Linked DNA regions of Homo sapiens: region 1 is linked to region 2. A link is a loop called in an ENCODE intact Hi-C map of the cell type or tissue named here. Cell type or tissue: Calu3. All regions are shown on one strand. Each heading gives the region's core, and the rest is flanking DNA. Links, peaks and the distances in the headings are about the cores only.

Region 1 (7,835 bases), core at 887-5,886, 330 kb before region 2:
CGGGGCCCTACTTGAGGGTGCAGGGTGGGAAGAGAGAGAGGATCAGAAAAGAAATACCTATTAGGTACTATACTTATTACCTGGATGATGAGATAATCTGTACACCAAACTCCCATGACACGAATTTATCTTTATAACCAACCTGCACATGTACCCCTGAGCCTAAAAATTTTAAAAGAAAATATGAACTTTGCTCATCAGGACTAAAAGATTGACAAAAGTATCCTTAAAGTCATTCTTGTGTGTGTGTATAAAAAACACCAGCATTACTGCTAATTCAAGACTGTCCTTCTTTGTTAAGTGTTTGGGTCACAGCTTTCCATGGAAAGTTGAATGGGCCTGTTTTATTATCATGGTTTTTGTGTCCCTTTAGTTCAGAGGCAGTAGGAGGGTGTGTTTTTTTTTTTTTTTCCAAAAAATCCTTTTCCAGACTAAAGTTACTCTCATTTTCACAGCCAAGAGCTTTTTAATAATAATTCTTCTTTGGAACAATTTTAGTTACATTCAATTGAGTCAAAATTTTGTGATTTCTCTATGGAGTGAAAAATCCAAGCCACTCTTATGGGACATTTAAGGAAAACATTTTCTGCCTTTATGCTAAATGAGAGTCAAGTGAATAATCCAAATAGAAATAAAAGATCGTGGAGAGAAAAATGATAAATTAACTCCATGAAATGCTTTGACTCCTTCTCTCTTCCTTGTCTTTTTCTTCTCTTCTTTTTCTTTCTTCTCTTCTTTTTCTTTCTTCTCTTCTTTTCCCTCATTTTTTCCTTGCTTTCTCATTTCTTCTTCCTTGACTTTTTTAATCTTTTTCTTTTCTGTCAAAGTTTCGTCTGGAGTGATGGCCAAGCTGCCACAGCAGAAATGGTTCTCAATGACTGAGAAAGATTCAAAATTGGAACAAAAACAGGAAGGGAAGATGAAGACAAGGGATCAGGAGCTGGGCATGTTCTCAAAAAGAGCAAGAGAGGAGGAACACAGCATGAAGGCAGCAAGATCAGCCTGCTTGTAGTCAGCAGAGTTGGGATGGCTGGACCACCCTTGTTGTGTGCACAGGTCTGGTGATTATTGGGTGGGTGAATCCTGGGATAGGGTATACAAAATCAGGATGAATTCACCCTTTCTCATACTCTTTTTCATTGTTTTGTTCCCATACTTATTCCTTCATTTCTTTCTTTTCTTCCCTTATCCTAATTTCTTCATGAAGATATCCATAAACATGATGAAGATTAAAAATATTTAGGTGCAGAAAGTGTCTGTCACTTCTATACCTTCTGATATTTTTTTCATCTCAAGTGGTTATTGCTTTGACATTTCTAAGTGCACCAGAGAAATAAAGTTGAAGAAAATACTATGGAGGTGCTTTTAGGCTAGGAGTGAGACTAACAGGCAAACAAATCATGAGAGCTTGATGTGATTATGGCATAAAACGTACCATCGAAATGTGATGGCAAGACCGGAAGGCAGGTATCTGTTCATGGAAAACTTCAAGCAACAAGGAGAGGAATGGAGTTCTAACTGACAACAAGGGGAACTCTGGGGACTTCCAAATCACTGGAGGGCAGGCCCAGGTCTGGCTGGGGGTTTCTCAATCACTAGTGTTGAATGTCGTGAAAAGGAGTTCAGATCTGATTTTCTAAATCGGTGCTGGCATAGACTGATCACGTACAAATGGGAGAGAAAAGTATATAATGGTTGGAGCAATCAAGTCAATTTTATCTATGGAACAGCCTCTGATAGCATTAGTTATTACTTGGACTATGTCACACATGTGACTGTTATCTGCAGTTTCTGTCCCAATATAACTATTATTTCAGGTAGACTGCTATATACAATATCACACAATTGATAGATTATGAGTTAGAGATGTAATCTAATTTGCAGTTTGATACATTAGCTTGACCACAGTATTTATGGATATGACATGGCAGGACTAGAAGGAGAAAAAAAACAATGAGAAGGCTGTTAAAATGGTACAGAACCCATACCCCAGCCACCAAAAAAAAGCTGAGGACTTGAACTATGATGAGGGCAGGAAAGATGGGGAGAGAAACATATGTAGCAAACAGATGCTGGTGGACTGTCTTTGTCCATTATGGCAGCTACAACAAAATACTTTAGACGGGGTCATTTACAAACAGCACACATTTATTTCTTGTATTTGTAGAAGCTTGGAAGTCCAAGGTCAATGCACCTGCAGATCCAGTGTCTGGTGAGGACCTATTATTCATAGATACTGCCTTCTAGCTGTGTACTCACATGACAGGAGGGGCAAACAAGCTTCCTCAGGCCCCTTTTATAAGGGCACTAAACCCATTCATTGGGATAGAACCCTCATGACCTAAACACCTCCCAAAGGCCCCACTGTTTAATATTATTGCCTTGGGGTTAGGTTTCAACATATGAATTGGGGGGGGGACACAAACATTCACAAAATAATCATGAACCTGGTGATTATTTTGATGTGAAAGTTGGGAGAAAAGAAGAAATAAAAATAATCAATAAATATGATTATATAGGGATATATATGATGCTATGCCATCTTAATATGCAGTAATCTCCAAGTATGTAAATTCTAAATAAATCCCAAGTCTTTATAGATTCAACCTAGATAAATATCCTTTTATTTGTAGTATGCTAGGTTTGGCAATTACTCTAGGAAACACAGATTTTTAAAAAATGTATACTTTGAATACATCAGGTAAACCCATTGTTATTATTTAAAAAGCAACAACTTTAATGGTGAAAAGTAGAGATTGACATGAATATGCTTATATTGGGACAATGACCCCTACCTTGGGTATGTGAAGCATGGTCTTCACCTGATGGTCAACATCCACAATTCTTCACAATTGACCATGTCACACATTCCAAATAAACAAGCCCCAGAATTCTAAGGAATTTGGATGAGGGCACATTTGATGCACTGAATTATGTCCACCCAAGATGCATATGTTGAAATTCTAACCCCTAATATGTCAGAATGTGACTATATTTGAAAACAGGGTCTATAAACACATAATTTAGATAAAATTAGATCATGAAGACTAGCCCTTGTCCAATATGATTGATGTCCTTGTAAGAAGAAATCTAGGCGCACAAGCAGTTACAGAGAAACGACCATCTGAAGACACAGGGAGAAGATAGCCATCTAAGCCAAGGAAAGAGGCCCTCAGAAGAAAGCCATCCTGCCAACACCTTGATCTTGGACTTTTAGCTTCCAGGACTGTGAGAAAGTAGATGTCTATTGTTTAGGCCACTCAGTTTGTGGTGCATTGTTACAGCAGCCCTAGCAAACAAATATAGGGCACAGCTCATAGGTGGTCTAGAGTCGTCTGGCACTCTTGCTAGTCTGACGCCAAAACCTGTGTTCTTCTTACCTTAATCTTCAAAGAGCTGTAACTGAGCCTCTCTCTACTCTCTACCCAAGAGAACAGTGAGTATTGGCTGAATCATCATGGCTTCCATTCTCTAATTAAGGGACGTGTAAGTGCCAAGAGTTTTCCATCCAGTAGAGGAACAGCTACTCTACACTGATTATGATCTTTTAATTTATGATGACAATGATTAGGACGGAGAGAAAGTTTTTTAAGTGCTATACTATATTAGGGGAATAAAAAGGGAATTGCACAACAGTGTTTCAAAGCTTTGAACTCTAGCTTCCATAGATGACTGAGGACTTACTCAAAAGCTAAGAATGGTATTTTTGGATTGCTTTACTGAGAAACAGAGAGAGAGAGAGAGAATGCTACTTGATACAGAAAAAGCTTTGCAATGAACTAAAGGAAGAAAGGAACTAGCTAAGTTAGATATTAACTTAAACCACATCAATGTGGCTAAGCCTGAGGTTCTTCTACTATGCAATGCAGGTCACATTTCTTATATAGACACAGGATTTTTGCATTCTTTTATCATGATGTGATGATTTTGCCTAACTGTGGAAGTTGCTAAGCCAATACTAAGAACAGCACAAATCAACTTATTCTATTTGTTCTAAGATTTTTCCTTTGTAATATATGAATTTCCTATAAGCTAGAATTTATAAAATGGACTGAAAGTCACCTCCATACTTTTCCCATTTTCAGAACCCTATTCTACTAGAGTAATTCTTTTATAATAGTTATTTAGGAATTATCAGTTAAATCATGTTACATAGATATTTATGAATTTTTTTTTACTTGGTTTGGGTGAACATCTATTTTCTCACTTATTAGCCTGATGGGGATAGCATTGAATCTATAAATTACTTTGGGCAGTAAGGCCATTTTCGTGATATTGATTCTCCTATCCGTGAGCAGGGAATGTTTTTCCATTTGTTTGTGTCCTCTTTTATTTCCTTGAGCAATGGTTTGTAGTTCTCCTTGAAGAGGTCCGTCACATCCCTTGTAAGTTGGATTCGTAAGTATTTTATTCTCTTTGTAGTAATTGTGAATGGGAGCTCACTCATGATTTGGCTCTCTGTTTGTCTGTTATTGGTGTATAGGAATGCTTGTGATTTTTGCACATTGATTTTGTATCCTGAGACTTTGCTGAAGTTGCTTATCAGCTTAAGGAGATTTTAGGCTGAGAAGTTGGGGTTTTCTAAATATACAACATGTCATCTGCAAACAGAGAAAATTTGAGTTCCTCTTTTCCTAATTGAATGCCCTTATTTCTTTCTCTTGCCTGATTGCCCTGGCCAGAACTTCCAATACTATGTTGAATGGGAGTGGTGAGAGAGGGCATCCTTGTCTTATGCCAGTTTTCAAAGGGAATGCTTCCAGTTTTTGCCCGTTTTGTATGATATTGGCTGTGGGTTTGTCATAAATACCTCTTATTATTTTGAGATATGTTCCATTAATACCTAGTTTATTGAGTGTGTTTAGCATGAAGGAGTGTTGAATTTTATCGAAGGCCTTTTCTGCATCTTCATGTGGTTTTTGTCATTGGTTCTGTTTATGTGATGGACCACGTTTATTGATTTGTGTATGTTGAATCAGCTTTGCATCCCAAGGATGAAGCCGATTTGATCATGGTGGATAAACTTTTTGATGTGCTGCTGGATTCGGTTTGCCAGTATTTTATTGAGGATTTTTGTGTCTATGTTCATCAGAAATATTGGCCTCAAATTTTCTTTTTTTGTTGTGTCTCTGACAGATTTTGATATCAGGCTAATGCTGGCCTCATAAAATGAGTTAGGGAGGATTCCCTCTCTTTCTATTGACTGGAATAGTTTCAGAACGAATGGTACCAGCTCCTCTTTGTACCTCTGGTAGAATTCAGCTGCGAATCCATCCGGTTCTAGGCATTTTTTGGTTGGCAGACTATTAATTATTGCCTTAATTTCAGAACCTGTTATTGGTCTATTCAGAGATTCGACTTCTTCCTGGTTTAGTCTTGGGAGAGTGTATGTGTCCAGGAATTTATCCATTTCTTCTAGATTTTCTAGTTTATTTGCGTAGAGGTGTTTATAGTATTCTCTAACGATAGTTTGTATTTCTGTGGGATCGGTGGTGATATCCCCTTTATCATTTTTTATTGTGTCTATTTGATTCTTCTCTCTTTTCTTCTTTATTAGTCTGTCTATGGGTCCATCTATTTTGCTGATCTCTTCAAAAAACCAGCTCCTGGATTCATTGATTTCCTAATGGGTTTTTTGTGACTCTATCTCCTTTAGTTCTGCTCTGATCTTAGTTATTTCTTGTCTTCTGCTAGCTTTTGAATTTGTTTGCTCTTGCTTCTCTAGTTTTTTTAATTGTATAGTTAGGGTGTTGATTTTAGATCTTTCCTGCTTTCTCTTATGGGCATTTAGTGCTATAAATTTCCCTCTACACACTGCTTTAAATGTGCCCCACAGATTCTGGTACGTTGTGTCTTTGTTCTCATTTGTTTCAAAGAACATCTTTATTTCTGCCTTCATTTCGTTATTTACCCAGTAGTCATTCAGGAGCAAGTTGTTCAGTTTCCATGTAGTTGTGTGGTTTTGAGTGAGTTTCTTAATCCTGAGTTCTAATTTGATTGCATTGTGGTCTGAGAGACAGTTCATTGTGATTTTTGTTCTTTTGCATTTGCTGAGGAGTATTTTACTTTCAATTATGTGGTCAATTTTAGAATAAGTGCAATGTGGTGCTGAGAAGAATGTATATTCTGTTGATTTGGAGTGGAGAGTTCTGTAGATGTCTATTAGGTCTGCTTGGTCCAGAACTGAGTTCAAGTCCTAGATATCATTGTTAATTTTCTGTCTCATTGATCCATCTAATATTTGTGTCCTCTCTTATTTCCTTGAGCAGTGATTTGTAGTTCTCCTTGAAGAGGTCCTTCATGTTCCTTTTAACTTGTATTCCTAGGTACTTTATTTTCTTCGTAGCAATTGTGAATGGGAGTTCACTCATGATTTGGCTCTCTCCTTGTCTATTATTGGTGTATAAGAATGCTTGTGATTTTTGCACATGAATTGTGTAGCCTGAGACTTTGCTGAAGTTGTTTACCAGCTTAAGGAGTTTTTGGGCTAAGACGATGGGGTTTTCGAAATATACAATCATGTCATCTGCAAACAGAGACAATTTGATTTCCTCTCTTCCTATTTGAATACATTTTATTTCTTTCTCTTGCCCAATTGCCCTGGCCAGAACTTCCAATACTATGTTGAATAGGAGTGGTGAGAGAGGGCATCCTTGTCTTATGCCAATTTTCAAAGGGAATGCTTCCAGCTTTTACCCATTCAGTATGATATTGGCTATGGATTTGTCATAAATAGCTCTTATTATTTTGAGATATGTTCCATCAATATGTAGTTTATTGAGTGTTTTTAGCATGAAGGGTGTTGAATTTTATCGATGGCCTTTTCTGCATCTATTGAGACAATCATGCAGTTTTTGTCGTTGGTTCTGTTTATGTGATGGATTACGTTTATTGATTTGCTTATGTTGAACGAGACTTGCATCACAGGGATGAAGCCCACTTTAATGTGGTGGATAAGCTTTTTGATGTGCTGCTGGATTTGTTGCAGCATTTTTTACAATAGCAAAGACTTGGAATCAAGCCAAATACCTATCAATGAGAGACTGGATAAAGAAAATGTGGCACATATACACCACGGAATACTACGGAGCCATAAAAAAAGAATGAATTCATGTCCTTTGCAGGGATATGGATGAAGCTGGAAACCATCATTCTCCACAAACTAACACAGGAACAGAAAACTGAACACTGCATGTTCTCACTCATAAGTGGGAGTTGAACAATAAGAACACATGGACACAGGGAGGGGAACATCATACACCGGGGCCTGTCAGGGGGTGGGGGGCAAGGGGAGGGAGAGTATTAGGACAAATACCTAATGCATGCATGGCTTAAAACTTAGATGACGTGTTAATAGGTGCAGCAAACCACCATGACACATGTATACCTATGTAACAAATTTGCACGTTCAGCACATGTATTCCAGAATTTAAAGTAAAATAATTTTTTAAAAAGTGACATGAAACAAATGCAAAAAACGATAGTTTCAGTCATGCAAATTTCTAAGCTATCTCTGCTTATAAGAATGACAAGTATAGGAAGGAAATCTGCATTTGCTGAGAGCCTAATGTTAGCTGAGCAATTTAATTATGTTATCCTATTCCAGCCTCAAATAACCCTGGGACAGGTAAAAGCTCAAAGAATACACATTTCTTGATGGAGGTAGAACTGCTGGCAAAGCCCTCATATGAAGGAATGATATTCAATCCATTTCTGGGAGATCATGTTCAATCTACTTTAACCCACTACCTTGTGTTAAAGTGCAAATAGATCTTCAAGAATTTCATGGTTGCCTGCAAAAAGGCACCAACTAGCAAGTGAATTTACCACCATAG
Region 2 (7,835 bases), core at 876-5,875:
GCACAGAACGTGAGAACAAGATGCAGGAGGCAGAAGACATTGGCAGGTGCTGCACCCCAGAAACCACATTAAGAACTACTGTCAATTAGCTGGGCATAGTGGTTCATGCCTGTTAAACCAAGCACTTTTAGAGGATCCCTTGAGGCCAGTAGTTCATGAGGGCCGTGAGCTATGATGATGCCACTGTACTCCACCCTGGGCGACAGAGTGAGACTATGTCTCAAAAACAAACAAACAAAAAAAGAATTTCCATTGATAGATCGATGGTAGCCAATTCCAAGCAGATGCTTTGTGTAGGGCACTCTTCTTACGTGCTGAGCATACCAAGGAGGAAGGTTCAATCCCTTACCTCAATCAAATAGAACTCTAGTTAGTGAAAATAGGATGTTTTTTAGAAGATTAAAAATTAAAAAGTTAACAAGTGCCTTCAGCTAGGGGACAAGTGAATGGGTCACAGGCATTGACAGAATGGAGAGCTCACTGGAAGCCATCCCAGAAGAGGAAGAACTTGACCTGGACACTGAAGAGCAGACAGGACAAATCACACCAGAGATTCCAAGTGTGAAGACCAAGACCAGAGGAGGAAATTTACGAGGATGCTTGGGGAGTCATCCTAGGATGCCTTTGACACTGTCCACCTAACAGGGTAAAATCCAGTGAAAAGGGGACCACCAGACAAATCGTCATAGAGACTCCCACACAGTGCCTGTCTGTCTGATTTCAGCTGAGTTTTTTCCCAAATTCCATCAAAACAGACAGTAGATGACACACCGATTATTTGCTTTTTGTATGTATCCCGCAAAAATTAGTTAAGGAAAAACACAGTCTACGTGTAAATTTTTCCATCTGCAACAGAAGGAAAATGTATCTGTTCATACCAACTAACCCAAGATCCAACAGAATGAACCAGTGAAGGAGGGAAATGAACTTAGTCGTTTGTAATATGTCTGTCAGGATAAATTAAATGCACATAGCTACACTTTGATATACCTGCCCTCAATTCTTTCAAACCAGTTTCAATTACTTTCTCACCATACAGTAATATTCATGAGTATATTTCTGGAAGATTTTAAGTATTTCACAAGTATTAACTCATTTTATCTTCACAACCACCCAGTGTGGTTAGTATTGGTGTTATCTCCATTTAATGGTTGAGAAAACTGAGACAGAATGAGGAGAGGTGACTTAACTAAGGCTGCAGCAGGGCAAAGGAGGAAATGGCATTTGAACCTAGGACATCTGGCTCCAGAGCTATACTCTTAACCTTTACATTTTACTGCCTACCTAATGTGTATAATAAACCAGGGGCCAACAAACTTTTTCTGGAAAGTCCCAGGTAGTAAGTATTTTTGGCTTTGTGGGCCATACATTATCTCTGCCTTTACTACTCTATTGTGTCACTGCAATGGGAAAGCAGTCACAGACAATATGTAAAAGAAATGTGTAGGCCAGGCACGGTGGCTCATACCTGTAATCCCAGCACTTTGAGAGGCTGAGGTGGGTGGATAACTTGAGGTCAGGAGTTAGAGACCAGCCTGGCCAACATGGTGAAACCCTGTCTCTACTAAAAATACAAAAATTTAGCCAGGCATGGTGGCATGCTCCTGTAGTCCCAGCTATTCCGGAGGCTGAGGCAGGACAATCGCTCGAACCTGGGAGGCAGAGGTTGCAATGAGCTGAGATCGCACCACTGCACGCCAGCCTGGGCGACAGAGTGAAACGCTGTCTCAAAAAAAAAAGAAAAGAAAAGAAAAGAAAAGAAAGAAGGAAGGAAGGAAGGAAGGAAGGAAGGAAGGAAGGAAGGAAGGAAGGAAGGAAGGAAAGAAAAAGCAAGCAAGCAAGCAAGCAAGCAAGCAAGCAAGCAAGCAAGCAAGCAAGCATGGCTGGATTTGACCCATGGCAGACCTGACCAAGCCCTTCCATAATTTGCCATTGCAAATTAAAATAAGGTCACTTTTCATAAATTTACATAGCGTGAAAAAGATCTTGCTTGTTAGCCTTTTAGTCCCCATTTGTGAACATTCATTTATTTACTCAGCAAGTATTTAGTGAGTCCATACTCTGGGACAGGCACTTTTTTCAGGTATTAAAATAACATCAGTAAACAAGATAGTTTCTATCCTCTGGAGCTGTATTCTGGCAGAGGAGACAGACAATAGGCAAACAATAGAGATAAGCTAGATAGATCATAGAACAGTAGGTAGTAATAAGTGCTATGAAGAAAAACAAATCAGAGCAAGAGACTAAAGACAGGCAATGGTTGCTACTGCAGGGTGCGTGGTCAAGGAAGGCCTCCCTGTTGGGGAGGTTTCTGTAGAAGTAGTCACTGAAGTCTGGGAGTTGGATGAGATCTCCAAGAGTGTACATGTCATTCAAAACTGAAAAGTGAAGGATTCAGCAAAGAAGGCTAAGAAGAATGCTTCAATAAGGAGAGTGAAACCAACTGCAACTGCATTGAATACTGCAAACATTCACACGGAGGAGGTCTGAGAGGTGCCCATTGATTTGGCAATGAGCATGACCCTGGTAACTTTAATGAGAGCATTTTCAGAAGAGGGAGGAAAGCCCAATTAAAGGAGATTCAGGAGCAAGTAAAAGAAAGAGAAAGGAAGACAGTGAGTGTGAAAAAATTATTTCCAGAAATTCTGCTATAAGGAAAAGAAGTAGAACAGAGTAGACAGAGGATAGTATAGTATAAAGGAAATATTTTGCTTTGGGCTTTTTTTTGTGTTTTTTTAACTAGGAAGACATAATATACAATATGCTTTTATATTAATAGAAATAGTCTAGTAGAGAAGATGAAATGGATGAAGTTGGGACAAAGAATAAATATTCTTGTGTTTGATGTTGTTATTCACCTGTATAATGGGCATTAAATGTAATTTAGATGTTTTATGTGTTGATCTTCACCTGTAAGAGATATATAGTGTGATTTTCATGTAACACAAATCAGTGAGCTCAGCACAGAAGCAGGGCTGGTATTAATATGCACCAGTACAAACATAGCAGTTGTCTATGGTCAGTATCTGTTCTGACTGTTGAATGCATTTCTAGTGAAATATTTTATTTATCATCCCTGCTCAGTGTGCTTCACTATATAATCTTAATTTTTACACAGTCATTGTATAATATAATAAAATTTCTTTGAATTTGAAAAGAATCTTTGCTTTTCAATAGAATTCACCAAGAACAATGAAATAAAAACAACAACAACATTGGATTAGAACATCAGACATGGGTTACCAGTTTTCTGTTTATTGGTTGATTTTAGCTAGAACACATCTCCCTATTACTCTATCTACATTTTGGGTAGTCATCCTGAGTTGCTTGCTGTGGGCATTTTTAGAAATCTTAGGCCACTCTAAGTAGAATGGTATCTTATACCCAAGCCATTGTGTTTTTGGGTTTGCTTAACTGATCTGAGGTTAATGCAAGTGCAGAGCAAACAAGCTTTTGCCCATGTAAGGACTGATTGCGAGTCCTGAATGTGCAGAACCACAGACAGGATTCCTGCAGAGTTTATGACATTAGACCTGGTTGGTGGCGGGGGTGGGGGGGGGGGGAGCAGCTGCCACTAACTACATTCCTGAGATGTACAAATGCCTTTGGAGGAAAGGTATCTTGTTTGAAGGAAATTCCAGAATCATTTGTGAATTCCCAGGTCTGGGGACAAAATCACGAATTAAGTGGGCATCCTTAAATTCCTATTGACAACACATAAAGAATAGTATCAAACTCCCTTAAAATGTTGTCTTTTTAGTATTTTCTCATTTTATTTTATGCTATAGAACATACACATTTAGAGTGGGGGTGGAGAGGGAAGTCGCTGAATATATTTGGAGTAGATACATGGTGAGCTCCTTAAAAGTAGTCACCTTGTCAGTTTTGTATCGAACCAAATGGCACTTATGCAGGTGTTGTATGAATGAATGAATAAATAAATAATTGGGCAAATATATACCCAGGAGTCCAGCTTTGGGTAGATTGTATCTGGTCTCTCACTCACTGTTTGTGTGGTCAATACTGTGTAGTTTACTCATCTTTCCCTCGTATTTCATATCTAAGTGATTGAAGTACAATTTCCCAAGCCAGATTTACTTAACAAAGCCTTAATGAGACACTATATGTTTATAACTCAGTATCAAAAATATATTTGAGTTTTGGTTTTTGCTATTTATTTATTTTTTCTCTCTCTCTTCCTTTCTTTTCTTAATTACAAAGCCATACTTGTTTAGTCACCTCTCTCTCATCAGACCCTTCATTCATTCGAAACACATTCACTAATGTGAGCTAGACAGTGTTCCAAATGCTGGAGATACCAAATGGAAGAAAGTGCCAGACCTCTGTGAGCTCACTGACTGAAGGCTGTGGCCATGACAAGGCAAGGGGTTGTTTTAATAACAGCTTGCATCTCCATCATCACCCTACTTGATGTCTCTTAACACTCATCTTTGAATCATCCAGGTCGTATCAATGTCTGAATCTGGCTTGTTTTCCATTGGAAATATCTCTACTATGCTTGTTAACTAATGAGGTGGCCAATAACTATCACATTGTTATATAACCCTCATAAGGGCAAAGCCTTCCTTCATTTTCCTCTGACTTTACCCAAAGATGATGATAACTGAGTGTTATCTTGGAAAGACTTCTGTTCCTGCTCCTGACTGCTATGGGAGCCTTCAGAAAGCCATTACCTCTTTAAAATTCAGTTCCCTGAATATAAAATAAGATCACAGAGATCAATAGTCTTAAGATCCTTTCTAACTTCCAGTGACTGTGATTATTTAATACTCAGAAACATTCATTACTCAGCTAGAAGGAATTTCTGGCACCTAAACATGGTTTTTTTTTTTTTTTTTTTTTTTTTTTTTTTTTTTTTTTGAGATGGAGTCTCACTCTGTCACCCAGGCTGGAGTGCAGTGGTGCGATCTCAGCTCACTGCAACCTCCACTTCCCGGGTTCAAGTGATTCTCCTGCCTCAGCCTCCTGAGTAGCTGGGACTACAGGCATGCACCACCACACCTAGCTAATTTTTGTATTTTCAGTAGAGAAGGGGTTTCACCATGTTGGCCAGGATGGTCTCGATCTCCTGACCTCGTGATCCGTGATCCGCCACCTTGGCCTCCCATAGTGCTGCGATTATAGGCGTGACCCACCGCACCTGGCCTAAACATGTATTTTGAGGGAAATGTAGCTTAATAGTGAAATTTGACCTTTGAAGTGTCCCGAAGAATCAGGTACCTGCTTTCAAATGCAAATACCTAGTCTAATAGGAGTAACACAAAATTAAGAGCCATGAATAATCACAATTAAATTGAAAAGAAACTACACGTTCTGAGTATTGGCCCCATTTTCCCAAGCCAGACACAAACGGTAACTTAAATTTGATTAGATAAGTTTTGTTTTTTTGAAGATGATCTTCCTTTTAATTATAAAGGATCAAAACAGGGACTGCCCTGAGAAAATCAAGACAGTAAGTTGCAGCAATTGAGCCCTGGACCAGAAGCACAGACTTTCGACCCATGCCTCGCTCTAACAGTGATGGCTGATGGCATCAGGCACCTCCCTGGCCCCGTTTTCTTATCAAAAAAATTAAATAGTCAAATCCAGAGACTGCAAAGTTCCCATACAGTTCCATCATAACATGGTTTTAGGAAGTCTGTAACATTAGCATAGTTATGTACTTCAGTAAATATCCTAATATTTCAGAAGTCCTTCATAGCATCAATTTAGCAACCTTAGATAATCAATAATCCAAGAACTTGTAGTTCCAATTTCAGCCTATATAGCTACAAATTCCTGTAGTTTCCTGGGCTCAAGCCAAGCAGCACAGATTAATTTATTTGAAAATTAAGGACCTATATATGCATGGACCTTGGTAGACACTGTAGCCAACATGGATAAATATATCTTAGGCCTTGTCCTCAGGTAACGTGGTAGGTACGTATATAAAACACACACAATTCATTCACTTCTATAATAACATTTTGAGCCAACGGTTCCAGACACACAAATACAACAATGAAACATAAAATCAAGCATGACAGTCTGAGTTCAGAGAAACAGAGGAGTGAGGAGGCACAGCAACTTAATATGGTTAGAAAGAGCTGAAAGAGAAAATGAAATTTGGAATGAGGATTGGTCATTGGGCAGAAGTTTCACAGATAGGCATGGAGAGAAGAGCATTTTAGGTAGAAGGAATGGCATGAACAGTTATGCAGAATTGCAAGTGCATGTGGCTTTTCCCAAGCTGTGAGTATGACTGGAGTTTAGAATACAGGAGAGGTCAAAGATGAGACTTGGAAGGTAGACTGAATCAGCGTATGAAGTATATTGGATGCCAGGCTAAGGCATTTAAATTTGTTTTGCTGATGTTGCGGATTTGCATCAAGGCAAGGCACATGTTTTAGGAAAGTTGCTTGGTAGCTGCCATTATGGTTGTGAGTAGGGAAACATAGAAAAGAGGAAGAGAGAAGAGGATGTTGGCACAAAGATTCTCATTATTAAATTATTTATATTAGGTAGAAAGTAAGAAATTACTGGCCAGGCGTGGTGGCTCACGCCTGTAATCCCAGCACTTTGGGAGGCTGAGGCAGGTGGATCACGAGGTCAGGAGATTGAGACCATCCTGGCTAACACAGTGAAACCCTGTCTCTACTAAAAAATACAGAAATACACACAAAAATATTACTATAAGGACTGATATAAGAATAAGTTGGATTATTACTCAACCATTAAAATATGATTACTAGGAGTTTGTAATTACATGGAAAAAATGACTATTTTATAAAGTTAAACTTAAAATTTTGTGAGACAAATTATATATATATATACACACATATATATGTATGTACATTCATGCATCATTTACAACAAGATATTCTCTGAGAAATGTCACTGTTAGGTGACTTTGTCATTGTGTAAACATCCTTCACATACTTCACAAACCTGGAAGGTATAGCCTACTACACAGCTACAGCTATCTACACAGCAACAGCTACGACTATCCTAGCTACACAGCTAGGATATACGGTATAGTTTATTGCTCCTAGTCTACAAATTTGTACAACACATTACTGTACTGAATACTGTAGACAACTGTAACACAATGGAATTTGTTTATTTAAATTTAGCATAGAAAAGGTACAGCAAAAATATGGTATAAAAGACAAAAATTGGTACACCTGTATAGGTCACTTACCATGACTGCAGCTTGCAGAACTGGAGGTTGCTCTGGGTGAGTCAGTGAGTGAATGTGAAGGCCTAGGACATTACTGTACACTACTGTAGGCTTCATGAGCACTGTACACTTAGGCTACACTAAATTTATTTTTAACATTTTCTTTGTTTAATAATAAATTAACCTTAGTTTACTGTAACTTTTTTAACTCTATAAACTTTTTAAGTTTTTTAACTTTTTGTTTTGTATTATCAGTGAGCTTAAAACACAAACACATTGTACTGCTGTACAAAAATAATTTCTTTATATCCTTGTTCTAAAAGCTTTTTTATGTTTTTAAATTTTTTTTTAACTTTTTAAACTTTTTTGTTAAAAAACAAATCACAAACATACACAGTAGCCTAGGCCTACCTGTGACAGGGACAGGACTATCCGTATCGCTGTCTTCCACCTCCACATCTTGTCCCAGCGGAAGGTCTTCAGGGGCAATAACACGCATGGAGCTGTCATCTCCTATGATGACAATGCCTTCCTCTGGATAACTCCTAAAGGACCTGCCTGAGCCTGTTTTACAGTTAACTTTTTTTAATAAGTAGAAGGAGTACACTCAAAAATAATGATAAGAAATCATAGTAAATACATAAACCCCTAACAT

The links. Peaks named below come from ENCODE experiments on the same cell type or tissue, not always from the same donor. Only the 100,000 strongest peaks of a DNase experiment are listed, where the experiment ranks them.
Region 1: a loop joins it to region 2, with 2.2 times the contacts of the local background. A loop is called at or near these places in 2 of 110 quality-filtered maps.

Annotation. Positions count from the first base shown.
Region 1 is chr1:218,819,373-218,827,207 of GRCh38, reverse strand. No RefSeq gene overlaps it. Among named protein-coding and RNA genes, the nearest start is that of LINC01710, 95 kb to the left of the region's middle. In Calu3, for the core only: no CTCF peak of the experiment used is centred there; a DNase peak (open chromatin) is centred at 3,837.
Region 2 is chr1:218,484,845-218,492,679 of GRCh38, reverse strand. No RefSeq gene overlaps it. Among named protein-coding and RNA genes, the nearest start is that of LINC02869, 21 kb to the left of the region's middle. In Calu3, for the core only: no CTCF peak of the experiment used is centred there; a DNase peak (open chromatin) is centred at 3,470.